Regions from separate parts of the Homo sapiens genome. Here regions 2, 3 and 4 are each linked to region 1. A link is a contact called in ENCODE Hi-C data. All regions are on one chromosome and are shown on one strand. Each heading gives the region's core, a stretch centred on a gene start or an enhancer-like site at or near the end of the contact. The rest is flanking DNA. Distances are from core to core; before and after follow the strand shown. Region 1 holds the start of CEP55 (centrosomal protein 55). Region 2 holds the start of MARCHF5 (membrane associated ring-CH-type finger 5). Region 3 holds the start of BTAF1 (B-TFIID TATA-box binding protein associated factor 1). Region 4 holds the start of TNKS2 (tankyrase 2).

Evidence for each region. Hi-C counts contacts between places; a loop is a spot of excess contacts on that map. Pooled maps may share reads with other maps.
Region 2: a loop to region 1 is called in a map of B cell, with 10 times the contacts of the local background. The contact joins the promoter of MARCHF5 here to the promoter of CEP55 in region 1. A Hi-C loop is called at or near these places in 5 of 168 maps with a recorded cell type or tissue (B cell, CD4-positive, alpha-beta T cell, CD4-positive, alpha-beta memory T cell and 2 more), 1 of 37 single-sample maps with no recorded cell type and 10 of 50 pooled maps.
Region 3: a loop to region 1 is called in a map of CD4-positive, alpha-beta T cell, with 8 times the contacts of the local background. The contact joins the promoter of BTAF1 here to the promoter of CEP55 in region 1. A Hi-C loop is called at or near these places in 2 of 168 maps with a recorded cell type or tissue (CD4-positive, alpha-beta T cell and naive thymus-derived CD4-positive, alpha-beta T cell), 1 of 37 single-sample maps with no recorded cell type and 11 of 50 pooled maps.
Region 4: a map of CD8-positive, alpha-beta T cell shows a loop between it and region 1 (6-fold over the local background). The contact joins the promoter of TNKS2 here to the promoter of CEP55 in region 1. A Hi-C loop is called at or near these places in 3 of 168 maps with a recorded cell type or tissue (CD8-positive, alpha-beta T cell and naive thymus-derived CD4-positive, alpha-beta T cell), 2 of 37 single-sample maps with no recorded cell type and 13 of 50 pooled maps.

The regions. Positions count from the first base shown.
Region 1 is chr10:93,495,191-93,498,370 of GRCh38, forward strand. It overlaps CEP55 (centrosomal protein 55), which reads left to right and starts at 1,422. Exons shown (of 9, transcript NM_018131.5): 1 at 1,422-1,733. RefSeq lists a silencer at 1,241-1,750.
Region 2 is chr10:92,289,890-92,293,085 of GRCh38, forward strand. MARCHF5 (membrane associated ring-CH-type finger 5) reads left to right here and starts at 1,278. Exons shown (of 6, transcript NM_017824.5): 1 at 1,278-1,640. The coding sequence starts at 1,606. CPEB3 (cytoplasmic polyadenylation element binding protein 3) reads right to left here and starts at 1,189. Exons shown (of 10, transcript NM_014912.5): 1 at 1,037-1,189. RefSeq lists enhancers at 483-692, 1,640-2,218 and a silencer at 1,253-1,502.
Region 3 is chr10:91,921,656-91,925,064 of GRCh38, forward strand. BTAF1 (B-TFIID TATA-box binding protein associated factor 1) reads left to right here and starts at 2,115. Exons shown (of 38, transcript NM_003972.3): 1 at 2,115-2,435. The coding sequence starts at 2,422. RefSeq lists enhancers at 857-1,390, 1,738-1,847, 2,458-2,657 and a silencer at 2,098-2,397.
Region 4 is chr10:91,796,942-91,800,025 of GRCh38, forward strand. It overlaps TNKS2 (tankyrase 2), which reads left to right and starts at 1,485. Exons shown (of 27, transcript NM_025235.4): 1 at 1,485-1,948. The coding sequence starts at 1,750. It overlaps TNKS2-DT (TNKS2 divergent transcript), which reads right to left and starts at 1,350. Exons shown (of 2, transcript NR_108071.1): 1 at 1,296-1,350. RefSeq lists an enhancer at 1,194-1,363 and a silencer at 1,444-1,853.

The DNA of each region.
Region 1 (3,180 bases), core at 172-2,671:
CACTTTACATGAATTTCTTTCATGTAAAAAAATTTTAAAGTTTTAAAATTAGAGACAGGGATTGGGTGGGGTGAGAGTGGATCTCTCTGTGTTGCCCAGGCTGGTCTCCAACTCCTGACCTCAAGCAATCCTCGCTCCCCGTCCTCACGTAGTGGTGGGATTACAGGAATTAGCCATTCCACCTGGCCGGATTTCCTCATTTAATCCTTATAACCGAGCTGTGAAGTAAATATTATTATTTGCATCATTTTACACATCGGGAAACCGAGGCTCAAATAGGTTAAATAAATTTATCCAAGGAGACACATCTAGTCAGGGCAGTAAGGAATTAAATCTAGAAAGTCCTAATCTAGAGTTTATAACCTTTGTACAATATTGTGTACCTAGGATGTTTTGCTACTGTGTATCTACTGTTTTAAATCTCCAGCGAGTTTATGCTGGGTCTAGGAGAGAAAGGGAGGCCCTGCTAAACATTTCATGTGCTTCTTCTCTCAGCAGTAACGTTCTCAAAGCGGCTAATCAAGAGCTAGAATCGATCAATAGATAGATATCAGGCTGGAGGGTAGCAGTCTGGTCTGAAAGCCGGTCCGCTAGCATTCATAATCTCAGCGTTCAACCTGGGCGTGCCTCTCATCTCTCCCGTTAACACTCCCTGCTGTGCTGCTGATTTTTGGCAGTAATCCCAGCACTTTAGGAGGCCGAGGTGGAAGGATCACTTGAAGGCAGGAGTTCGTGATCAGAGTGGGAAACAAAGTGAGACCACCCCCCCCCCCCCCCACTCCGCTGTCTGTATAAAATTTTTTAATAAAAAATTAGCCGGGCGTGGTGGCGTGCGCCTGTAGTCTCAGCTACTCGGCAGGCTGAGGCAAGACGATCGCTTGAACCCGGGAGACTGAGGTTGCAGTGAGCTATGATTGCACCACTCCACTCCAGCCTGGGCGACAGAGTGAGACCCGAGGGGATGACAAGGGGGCTGTGCTCCTTTGTGAAATCCCGTTGTCCCAGGGCAGGAGGGGCCGCACTTCACACAGGGAGAATCTATGCTCAAGAGCGCAGAACTAGTTCGTCTCGGTCCATCGTCACTGGTTTTATCCCATTAAAAATAGTAATTTGCTTTCTCCTAAAAGCGTATAAACACAAAACCAGCCCCTGACTGCGAGACACCAAGCTTGTTTAGGTCTAAGCCCGCAGAGAACCCCCGATCCCAGAATTAGCTGGCGGGCCCGGGAGGAAGTGTTCCCGCCCTCTGTCCCGCCCCGCGGCCCCAGCCACTTCTCGGCCCGCCCTCAGGTTTACTCTCCGCCCTTCAAAGGCGGCAGCCAATCGGGGAGCCGCGTCCCCGCCGCGCGCGCGCTGCTCCTCCTTCTTGCGGGCCGCGCCCTGCCGGCAGTGACGTGCCCCGCCCTGCAGCCGCGGGATTCAAACTCCCGGAAGCGGCATCCACACCTGATGGTGTGACTCGGCCGACGCGAGCGCCGCGCTTCGCTTCAGCTGCTAGCTGGCCCAAGGGAGGCGACCGCGGAGGGTGGCGAGGGGCGGCCAGGACCCGCAGCCCCGGGGCCGGGCCGGTCCGGACCGCCAGGGAGGGCAGGTCAGTGGGCAGATCGCGTCCGCGGGATTCAATCTCTGCCCGCTCTGATAACAGTCCTTTTCCCTGGCGCTCACTTCGTGCCTGGCACCCGGCTGGGCGCCTCAAGACCGTTGTCTCTTCGATCGCTTCTTTGGACTTGGCGGTGGGTATCATCTCCTTACAGATAGGCGCAGAGAGGCCAAGTGACTTGCCCAAGGTCTTTTGTTAGGACGGCTTTTTCCGATTGGCAGGCACTTTCGTTGTGTGTTCCTCAAACATCTTTATTTTAGAAGTGAGAAAACTTGTGCCTTTTTTTGCAGTTTCTCTTTTCCTGTCTGTCTCCTCAAGTGAGATTTTATGTGGGAATTTTTAAAGATTGGCGTCGCCTTGTAGAAGATGCGGCTTGTAATTGAGGCCTTGTACCATTTACTGGATGGAAGCGCTTGTTTGGTCACCTGTCCAGCATGACTTAGGTCACTTCAGCTAATCAACCAATCATTTCTTTTCTTTTTTCTTTTTTTTTGAGATGGAGTCTCGCTCTGTCACCAAGGCTGGAGTGCAATGGCACGATCTTGGCTCACTGCAACCTCTGCCTCCTGGGTTCAAGCGATTCTCCTTCCTCAGCCTCCTGAATAGCTGGGACTACAGGCGTGCGCCACCACGCCCGGTTAATTTTTGTATTTTTAGTAGAGACAGGGTTTCGCCATGTTGGGCAGGCTGGTCTCGAACTCCTGACCTCAGATGATCCACCTGCCTCGGCCTTCCAGAGTGCTGGGATTACAGGCGTGAGCCACCGCGCCCGGCCCCAATCAACCAATCATATCTGAGGGCTTGCTGTTAGGCTCTGTGGGTAACAACAACAACAACAAAAATCAAAGTGCAGTCCTTGAAAAAATAGTTGAACAATTGAAAAAATAAAAGGTTAGCAGGAAGTGTAATTGGGTACTAGATTGTGTAGGGGTGGGGGTGGGGCAGCTATATCGTTTGTTAAGAGTTCACAGAGGGAAGGCATGCTGAGGAAGGTTTGAACTGGGGGAACCCTGTGGATGACTGGAATAGGAAATACAGGGAAAGGTGGCCGGGCGCGGTGGTTCACGCCTGTAATCCCAGCACTTTGGGAGGCCGAGGCGGGCAGATCACTTGAGGTCAGGAGTTCGAGACTAGCCTGACCAATATGGTGAAACCTCATCTCTACTAATAGATAAAAAAAAATTAGCCAGGCGTGGTGACGCGCACCTGTAGTCCCAGCTACTCAGGAGGCTGAGGCAGGAGAATCCCTTGAACCCGGGAGGCGGAGGTTGCAGTGATCTGAGATAGTGCCACTGCACTCCAGCCTGGGCGACAGAGCGAGACTCTGCCGCCCCTAACGCCCCGCCCCCGCCAAAAAAAAAAAGAAAGAAACAGAAACAGAAAAAAGAAAATACAGGGAAAGGAGGTTGGTGGGACTAGGTGGTGGGGGAGATCCAAACCGTCTGGGCCAGAGGCTAGAAACTAGTAGTCATTCATTCACTGCCAGAGTTTCTGTGCAAAGGTTAGGAAGCAGATGTTTGGGGGTTCTTTCACGTTCTGCAGATCTATATTTCCATCATTTTGTGTCTCAATGACTTGGT
Region 2 (3,196 bases), core at 28-2,527, 1.2 Mb before region 1:
TTTCTTTCCCTAGGAGGAGTGTGTGTGTATGTGTGTGGTGGGGGGGGGTGGGTGCTGTTTCTCAAAAACATATTTCAAAAATTGGAGGCCAAGTAAGCTTCTGGTCACATTTTTTGGGTTTGTTGTTTTTTCCCAGCAATGAACACTCTAGTTCAAATATACTTCGCAAATTTTGAACAGATAATGAAAAGTTGATTGTAAAATTCTACATATAAAAAGAGCTTTAAAAACACATTTTCATTTTTTAAAAAATCAAACACCTTGTAGCAGATATTAGACATAATCAAGGGAAAACTACCAGCGTCCTACCAATCACAGCCCTAGAGAAAACGCCACAGGTCGTCCAAAAAACGCATTCGTTTGAGCCGACAGCTCTTTCCTCCCGCCAAAGCTATCCCTCGAACGTCAGAAGCTGACCCAAGGAGTGACTGATGATTTCTCCTTTTTGATTCCCCACCCCCGCCACTCCCAATCCACCTGCTTGAAGGTGTCAACGCGACTAGAAACGGTTAACAGTGACCAGCAGCAGAGAGAGAAACAAACATCCCTGACAACCCACAGCTGAGTAAGCAAGAGCTGTTTATTCACCAACGTGTTCCATTTGGAGACTGTCGGCGAGCCCTGGAAAGCCCAGGCACATTTGAGAAGGTTCCTGGAGAGGGAGAGAATCATCTTTCCTTCCCCCAACTCCCCAGCCCCAAACACACAGAGAGACTCGGGTGGAAGCTGTCTGGTCCAGGCAGTCCCTATTTGCCCGCCCCCTCAAGAAGAACCTCACGCACCAAACCAACCGACCCCTCGCGGAGGTGGTGTAATTCCCCCAAAATGGGCTCTGCCGCAGGAGAGGCTGGCTCCAGCGCCGGGGGCTTCGGAAGGAGTTTCTGCCACCCCCACTGCCGCCACTGACCGCCCCGACGCCACGGCCGGGGCCGGGGACCCTGATAAGAAATGGCCCTTCAGCCCCCTCCCCTCACCTGGCTCGGTCCCACCTGAGGGCAAGAGCGGAGGCAAAAACAAACAGGCAGGGAGGGCTGACCTTGTTGCTACCGACAGTGGAGCGGCGCATCCTGCTGCTTCCTGGAAAGCGGCCCGAAAGACATTTTTTCCCCCTGGAGGAAGGAAACGGGAGGGCGCCGGCCAGACGGCGGCAGGCGCGGAGGCGTTGGTCCGGGCGGGCTGTGCAGCCTCTAGTGGAGACGGTCCGAAGACTACATCTCCCAGGCTGCTCTGGGCCGCCCTGCGTCGTAACCCTGGCGCGCACGGAGGCGGCGACTCTTACCTCACAAAGGTAGCTCCTCCGCCGGCAGCAACTCGGCGCCCGCGGTCCATGGACCGGAACCTCGGGCCGACGGACGGGAACCCGGGCCGCGATCGCCGCCTCCCCGCCTCAGGCTCCTCCTCCTCGCTCTCCGCCGCCTCCGCCGGACTCCCGCAGGCCCTGCACCGCCGCCGCCAGGCTAGCGGAGCTGCCCCGGGAAGCTGGGTGACGGGTTCGCGGCTGCCGCCGGACTGCGGCCTACTCCGCCGCCTCTCAGTGCTATTGTCCCTGGGCCTGGCCTTGAGCGGGTCCACTGGGGAAGGCCGTGTGCGCCGGCTCCGCGGAAGATGCCGGACCAAGCCCTACAGCAGATGCTGGACAGGTACGGGCAGCTGTGGGGGGGACCGGGAGCCGCCGACCCTCGCTCTGGCCCTGCCCGCGCCCGCCCTCGAGGCTCTTGGTGAGCAGAACCCGGCGTGCCGGGAGGAGTTCCACGGCCAGGGGGCCGTGAGAGGGGCAAAAAGTTTGGAGTCTAGACCTGGGGGAGGACAGAGCGAGCGGCCTGGGTCGTAGACTTTGGGTGAAACTTAGCTAAGGAGTGGCGTCTGGTTTCCTTGGAACCCCGTTTTGACCTGAGAGGGACTCCTGTTAATCCACAAAATTAGTTTTCCTTACCCTCTTCCCCTCCCCCTTCCCCCTCCCCAACTTGTGAAGTGTTTGTCAGCGATGTCACTGGCAAGAACCGGGTTATCTTTCAGGGGAATGACCCCCTTATAATTTTAAGTCTCTGTCTGAGAACCAATGATAAGCATTCTTTTGGAAAGCCTGATAGGCTGATTTCATTCTCCCACTTTCCCTGAACCCGCACCCCCCGTCCCCCCCGCCCCATCCCGTCCCCACCTCCGAACTGTAAGGTCAGAGTATCCGCAAGGGAGATTTAACGGTCAGACCAGAGTAGAGGTTATGGAAAACAGCCAAATGAGTCCAACGCTGAACATTTAGTGTACTTGACGATCGTTGAGTTCATTGAAGACGTTTCAGCTCGTACAGGAGTCCAGTTGCCCATTCTTGGGGGGCCCCAGTCGGTAAAACTCTTTGTGAAGTCGGGTGCACCGCCCTCTGCTGTTGAAATTCTGGTCCGTGGGTCCTACCATGAGTTTTTGGAGACTCTAGATCCACATTTCCCCCGAGCCAAGTCTTACTTCCTGGCATAGCAAGTTGTACAAGCTAATTCATGATGTTTGTGGTTGCTTACAATTCTCAATAGACACCACTTGCCACCCATTTCAGCAGGTGGTACCAACTCTTTGTACTCAGTAAAATTCCAACTGTAAGGTGTTAAATGAAGGCCCTCCCTTAATTGAGTTTATACCCAGTTAAATGCTTTTGGGCCTGCCACACCCAGAACACAAATGACCCAAGGGTACACATCCTTCCAGAGTGACAGACATTTTTTTGGAGCTTAGAATTTTGAGCCATCTCAGTTAATAGGAATTATGTCACTGATTTTTTTCAGTTGAGATAACTGGTGATTCATCCAGCCCTTGTTTCAGGTCAACATCCTGACAATTGTATTGACTGCTTTATATATATATGTGTGTGATATGTGTGTGGTTTATAAGCTCTTGGAAGCAGAAACTTACTATTGTTTATCTTGAATCCCAGAACAGAGCCTGGTACTCAGTAGGTAATCAGTAAGTATTTGTTGTATGAACTAATGCACAAACTTATTTGTCAGTTTCCCCAGTTGTCTAGGGGGTCTGATAATTTACCAGGTTTTCCTTTCATTGTAAATTGGCAAATTGTGGCAAATTAAAATATGCCCAGAGGAAACCACCTGCCACTGCCAGTTCTATTCTGTTGAGACCCTGTTCTGATGTGGGGTATTTTGTAGTTAATTTTTTTCCTTTGAGGGCCTCCTGCTTTTCATTTTTACAT
Region 3 (3,409 bases), core at 865-3,364, 1.6 Mb before region 1:
TCCTTTCCTCTCTTCTAATGCCATTTAGACTATATACCCAATTATCTGATAATAAAAAGATTTAAAAAATATAACTAAGATCATTTTACTCACTTGCTTAAAACTCTATGACTTTCTACTTCATATGGAGCAAAGTCCAAATTCCTTACGATGATCCCTTTCTACTTCTCCCATCTCATTTCCCAACAGAGCAGACTTCTCTTACGCCTTTGCACTACGTATACCCTCTTCCTGGAAGGCTCCCAGATTGTCACACATTTAGCTACCTCTTGTCATTTAGGGCTCAGCTTAAGCTAATCCTGTTTTTCCCTGATTTACCCAGTAAGAGTAGGTCTTTAATCATACCATTAATTCCATCATTCTCTTTACATAGCACATAAATATATTTTCAATGTTTATCTATTTTCTTTTTCCTTTCCTTTTAATGTAAATTCAACCAGAGTAGGCACCTTGTCTGTTCTGGTTTCTTCAGAAGTTCCAGTCTCTCATATGGTAGGTGCTTAATTTTGGCTAAATGATTGCTGTACACGATCAGTAAAAAGTATCTGCTTGTTATTGAATGGTGGGAGATAAACTGATGAGGCAAGTAGGTGACTAAAGTGAAAATGTAAAGATATCTTGAACATCAACTTGATTAGATTTTAATAGCATGAACACCGCCAAGCAGAGTTTCTGATACAGAGAGGTGACAAACATTTGTTGAATGACTGGACAATAAATATTATTACTAGCTTGAATCTTGAGGCAAATTACTTAACCTTTCTGAGCTTAGTTTCCTTGTCTACGAAGATTAAAACTAACTTTTCAAGGCTTCCCTACAAATTATATGGATAATGCATGTCATGTGCCCAGCACACAGCAGGTACTTGTTAGTTTCTTTCTCTTTACATACATATATACTACTTTATGGTTTACAAAGTTCTTGTAAGCTCTTCTAGATTCATGACCTCATTTTATTCCCACAATCTTCTGCAGTACTTCTCATTAGCCTCATTTTACAGATGAAAAACAGACTCAAGGATTGAGACATAGCCTCTTCAGGTAATGAGAAGCCAATGGACATGCTTTATAAGCATAGGAGCGACATGATAAAAAGCAGTGAGGTTTTTTGAAGATTAATCTGTTGGCCTATAAAATGGGCTGAACTGAAAATTGGAGAAATATTATTTTGACTACTAGCATAAAAATCAAGTTTAAGGGCCGGGCGCAGTGGCTCACACCTGTAATCCCAGCACTTTGGGAGGCCGAGGCGGGCAGATCACTTGAGGCCAGGAGCAGGAGACAAGCCTGGCCTACATGGCGAAACCCCGTCTCTACTAAAAAATACAAAAAATTGGCCCGGCGTGGGGCTCGTGTGCCTCCCAGCTACTCGGGAGGTTGAGGCACATTTAGAATCGCTTGAACCCGGTAAGCGCAGGTTGGCAGTGAGCCGAGATCGCGCCACTGCACTCCAGCCTGGGCGACAGAGCGAAACTCGGTCAAAAAAAAAAAATCAAGTGTAAGATGATAAGGGCCTGGCAGAAGTGTTTAAAAGCCTAATGAACTTAAAAATATTGAAAAGCCAGATAAGTCCCCCAAAGGAACAAAAATTTAAAAATGGTAGTTTTCAAATCTGGCTGGCTGAGAAAATGATGGTACAAACAACATAAACAATTGAGAAATCAAACTTGGCAAAATCGTTGGTCAGAAGACCTTCTCTCCAATACCTAGGCAGAACTTCTGGCAAATAATGACAAACATCTGAGCCATTTCTTCAGTGTCATAGCGACTTTTTGCTTTCACTCCTCCCACTGGCTTCACCACCTGGACAAGAGCATGTTAAGGTCCTTCTGATCTTGCTTCCTAGATGCAGTACGGTGGGAAGCAGAATCTGGGTAGTGTGGAATTAGAAACCAAGCTTTCGAAGTTCCAGGACTTGGACTAAATCGCCTTTTTCCTTCTCTGTCAAATAAGGGGACCCTTACTTCACCTCCTTCCCTAGTTTTAAGACTAGACACCCTCTCCACATCAGCACAAAGCGCTTTTATTTAGGCGCGTGCCGCCAAACCAAAGGCGCTCGCGCCGAGCTAAGCTCCTGTCGGTGAGCTTACGTCACTTCCGGCGCGCTGACGCTCAGTTGTGCGTGCCGACGCCCGCGTCAGCAAAGAGCGGAGCTGAGGGTACCCGGTTTGAAGTCGTGCGGGTCGGAGGACTGCCGCCTCCGCTACCGTCTTGGACCCCTGCTTACCGGCCGCCGCGGGGACGAGCTCGGGTAGGCGGCAGGGCAGATGCCCGAGGGCCTGCGCTGGAACGCCCCACGCCGCACCGGCCGCTCCCCTGTGCTCCGCGGCCTGGGCCTGCGCCGCTCAGCTCTCTGGAAACTAGCGCCTCAGCTGCGCGGCGCGTAGGTCGCGGGGAGCTCCGAACCGCCGGCGCCCGGCCATGGCGGTCTCCAGGTGGGTCTTGCTCCTGACGAGCAAACTGGAAGGCGATTCAGGGAAGGCATGGTCTCCTCTTAGAGCCCCCACTCCTAGAGAAGAGCGGTTCTCATTGTCACTGGGCTCTGGAGCTTTCTTCAGTAGACTTCGGAGTTCGCCCCGTGGTCGGCGGGGGTTTGGGCTCGGGTTACTCCTGGGTAAATCGGTTCAATAATGCCTTTTTCTTGTTAATAGACCCCTTGGCACGTTAGAGCTGTTTTTTCTCTTTCCTCACCATGTTTCTGTTCTCTGGTTTCTCTTCCCTCTTTCGATTCTAGGGGAGTCTCTTATCTTTCTCAGTATTCTAAGGCTGGTCCCTAACCTCCATTTCATGGGAAAACTTGGTAGTTACTGTCGATGGAGGGGAAACCTGAATTACTATTATCTAAGAGACCGTCTAATTATGTTACCAGTTTTAATTTACGTTTTTAGGGGTATGTTCTTTCCTGAGATGTTTTTTAAAATTAAGTATAATTTCTCCTTTTGTTTGGCAGTAAACATTCCAACGTCAGCGTTGTAACCTTAAGCCAATTATCGTATTAGCATCATTTTCCGTAACTAAGGCGTGGAAGATAAATCACAGATCTTATATTCTTTTGAAATATTGCCTGTCAACAGGAAAGCCCAGGAAAACTATAGAAAAACTAACGACATTTATTTGTATAGCTATAGGAGAAACATTACTTTTTCCTCCGGTATGATAGAATGGTTGGAAAGCTTTTGTAAGCGGAATTTGGTGACCCTCTGTACATGTAATTAAGGGATAGTTCCTCTGTGATAGTGATCGGATGGATTCACCAAGTTCCTTAGAGTTGATATGGTAACTTTTAATGAGAATTGGATTCTTTTACCATATAGACTGAAGGAATAAATGATGAAAACAAATAGTTTTCATTTTTTTATAATTAACTGAACACATTCTTTGAGCGTATTAAGTGCACAAGTTTTATCTG
Region 4 (3,084 bases), core at 235-2,734, 1.7 Mb before region 1:
CAAGGGGGCCTATCTCAGCTTTCAACATGCCTTCTGCACTAAGATGAATCATTTCTAGCTTTTGATTTAAAGTGAGAGATACGCAACTTTTCCTTTCACTTGAACACCTAGAAAACCATTGCAGAGTTCTTAATTGGCCTAATTTCAATATTATTGTGTTTAAGGGAACAGATAGGCCCCAGGAGAGGGAGAGAGATGGCAGAGTAGCCTGTCAGTGGGGCAGTCAGAACATACACATTTATTGATTGATTGCTGTCTTCTATGGGTGTGGTTTGTGGTGCCTCAAAACAATTACAACAGTGATTTCAACTTATCACTGATCATAGATCACCATAGCAGATTTATGGGAAGAAAAATGATAAACGCAATCATATTGGTAGTGTTCTAGTCCTAGGTTCGTTCATGCATGTTCATGTTATTGATAAGCACCATAACTTCAATTTCATATGTATAAAAATGCTCAAAAAAGTGTACATCCTCTTTTAGCACTGTAGTGAGTCAACATTCCCCAACAAAAACTGGATTTCCTGAAAAACAGGTTAAGGTAGGAGGTTGGGGGGGGGATGCTTTTCAGAATGGCAAAGGTCAACATGTATCATCTTCTGTAAGTAAAATGTATGTATAGGCATACCTTTCTTTCAGTTTAAGACAAGGGGGTGTAGTGGGGAATTATCGTGTAAAACTACACCAGTATCTTAAGCATGAAAATCAATTATATGCTTTTCTTTTGTTTGTTGGTCAAAGAAAAAGATTATAACTCAGAAAACTTTCTTGGAGATGCGTATGCTCAGTGTATCCAAACTTTAGGCATGTCAGGTACAATATTGATTTACAAAAAGTTCCTCTAATCAATCCTGAGCTAATAACTTACTGTGGAAAGAGTAATTGATCAGAGCCATCCCTCCAATTGGAGTCAACTTCCATGACTGTTCGGATTTCCTTTATTTTGGGGGCAGTTCATCCAAACTTCTATTAAACGGCAACTAGTTCACTTTTGAGAAGTGGTTTACAAGAAACAACAACAACAACAACAAAGCAGTTGCGGAGGAAAGAAAAGAGACAAAGTAAAAAAAACGGAAAAGAAATCTCCCAGGAGAAAGGGATGTGGAAGCTGAAAACACGGACAATTTCCACAGTAAGACTTCCAAAAGAATGTGCAAGATCCGAGCAAAACTTTCAAGGGCTCTTTTTCAGTGTAATGGTAGTGAGAAAGTTCAGCCTGGAAAGCCCAGGGCTTAAAACAACAACAACAAAAAACACAATATGCAGGATCGTTCGGCTTCAGCAGAACCCACCGCAAAGATGGCGGTGGGACGAAGCCCCTTCTCCCGCCGCCGAAGCCTCTCGCCTCACATTTCCCACAAACCCTTCGCGCCGCCTCGCTAGCCGAAACCTGCCCAGCCGGTGCCCGGCCACTGCGCACGCGCGGGACGACGTCACGTGCGCTCCCGGGGCTGGACGGAGCTGGCAGGAGGGGCCTTGCCAGCTTCCGCCGCCGCGTCGTTTCAGGACCCGGACGGCGGATTCGCGCTGCCTCCGCCGCCGCGGGGCAGCCGGGGGGCAGGGAGCCCAGCGAGGGGCGCGCGTGGGCGCGGCCATGGGACTGCGCCGGATCCGGTGACAGCAGGGAGCCAAGCGGCCCGGGCCCTGAGCGCGTCTTCTCCGGGGGGCCTCGCCCTCCTGCTCGCGGGGCCGGGGCTCCTGCTCCGGTTGCTGGCGCTGTTGCTGGCTGTGGCGGCGGCCAGGATCATGTCGGGTCGCCGCTGCGCCGGCGGGGGAGCGGCCTGCGCGAGCGCCGCGGCCGAGGCCGTGGAGCCGGCCGCCCGAGAGCTGTTCGAGGCGTGCCGCAACGGGGACGTGGAACGAGTCAAGAGGCTGGTGACGCCTGAGAAGGTGAACAGCCGCGACACGGCGGGCAGGAAATCCACCCCGCTGCACTTCGCCGCAGGTAACCGGGGCCAGCGTCCCCTCGCCTCGCTCCAGACCCCACCTGCGCAGCCGGGGCCCACAGGTCTGAAACCAGTGCTCCTCCGCCTCCCGACCTTTCTCCAGGACTCTGGTCCTGGTGATCTCGCTCTCTTCCAGTGGGGACTAAGGAGATTAGGGGTAGGGTGAGCGTGCCACACTCGCTGGAAGTTTTTTGTTTTGTCTTGGTTTGGTTTTTTTGCCAGGTGTTGGGGGTGGTTTGGGGTTTTGGCTTTGTTTTGTTTTACAGTATCAACAATACCTGTACCAACTTCCGGTCTTGTTACCCTAGAAGGCCTCTACACACAAGAAAGAGTAGGGGACGTAGTTGATAGACCTTATGATTTAAAAGGTCAGTTACCTCCAAAATTTTTCGTTCTTGCAAGTTCCATTTGGGTTAAGGTCTTGAAGGACTTTGTAAAATACAAGGATGTAATTTAGGAGGAGTAGCTTAATAGGACGTTGACACATTAGCGTTAATTGGTTTATCAGAATAGCCAATCATTACCAAGTTTCTGGAGTGACTAGAACGGGAAATAGGCAAGTTTGGGAGAACTGAAACCTGACTTAGGCTGGGTGCGGGAAGCCTTAGACACACACACATACAAGTTGGGCGGAAAGTGGTAGTATAAGAGAAAAGATAGTGCAAGTACTTTAGCTTGAATCTAGAATTTAAGTTGGGACTAACCTTGCTTCATTCTGAAATTTAGATCGTTTGAATTACATTATTTTAATATTTATTAGGTTCACTTTATGATTTAAGCATATTAAATTTAGTCGAAAAATTTAAAAGAGCCATAGATGGGATATTCAGCTTATTCCCATAAAGCATGCATGCTGTTCACTTGTAGGAAAGATGATGACTGTTTCTAACTTCAGGTGAGTCATGCGTGATTGAAAATGGGAGTACCTCCTCTTACCTCTGACAATCCTGGTTTTTTGTTTTGTGTATTTCATGATTGTTTAAAACAATTTTTTGAAAAATCGGGGAATACCTTTTAAAGTACTCCTGTTCTTTTGGGGCTAGATTGATGAAGAGAAAAGGAGCAGTGAGAAATATTTCCTCTTTCACAGATATTACTTTTACACTTTCTACCAATTGGAGATTTGTTCGCTTTA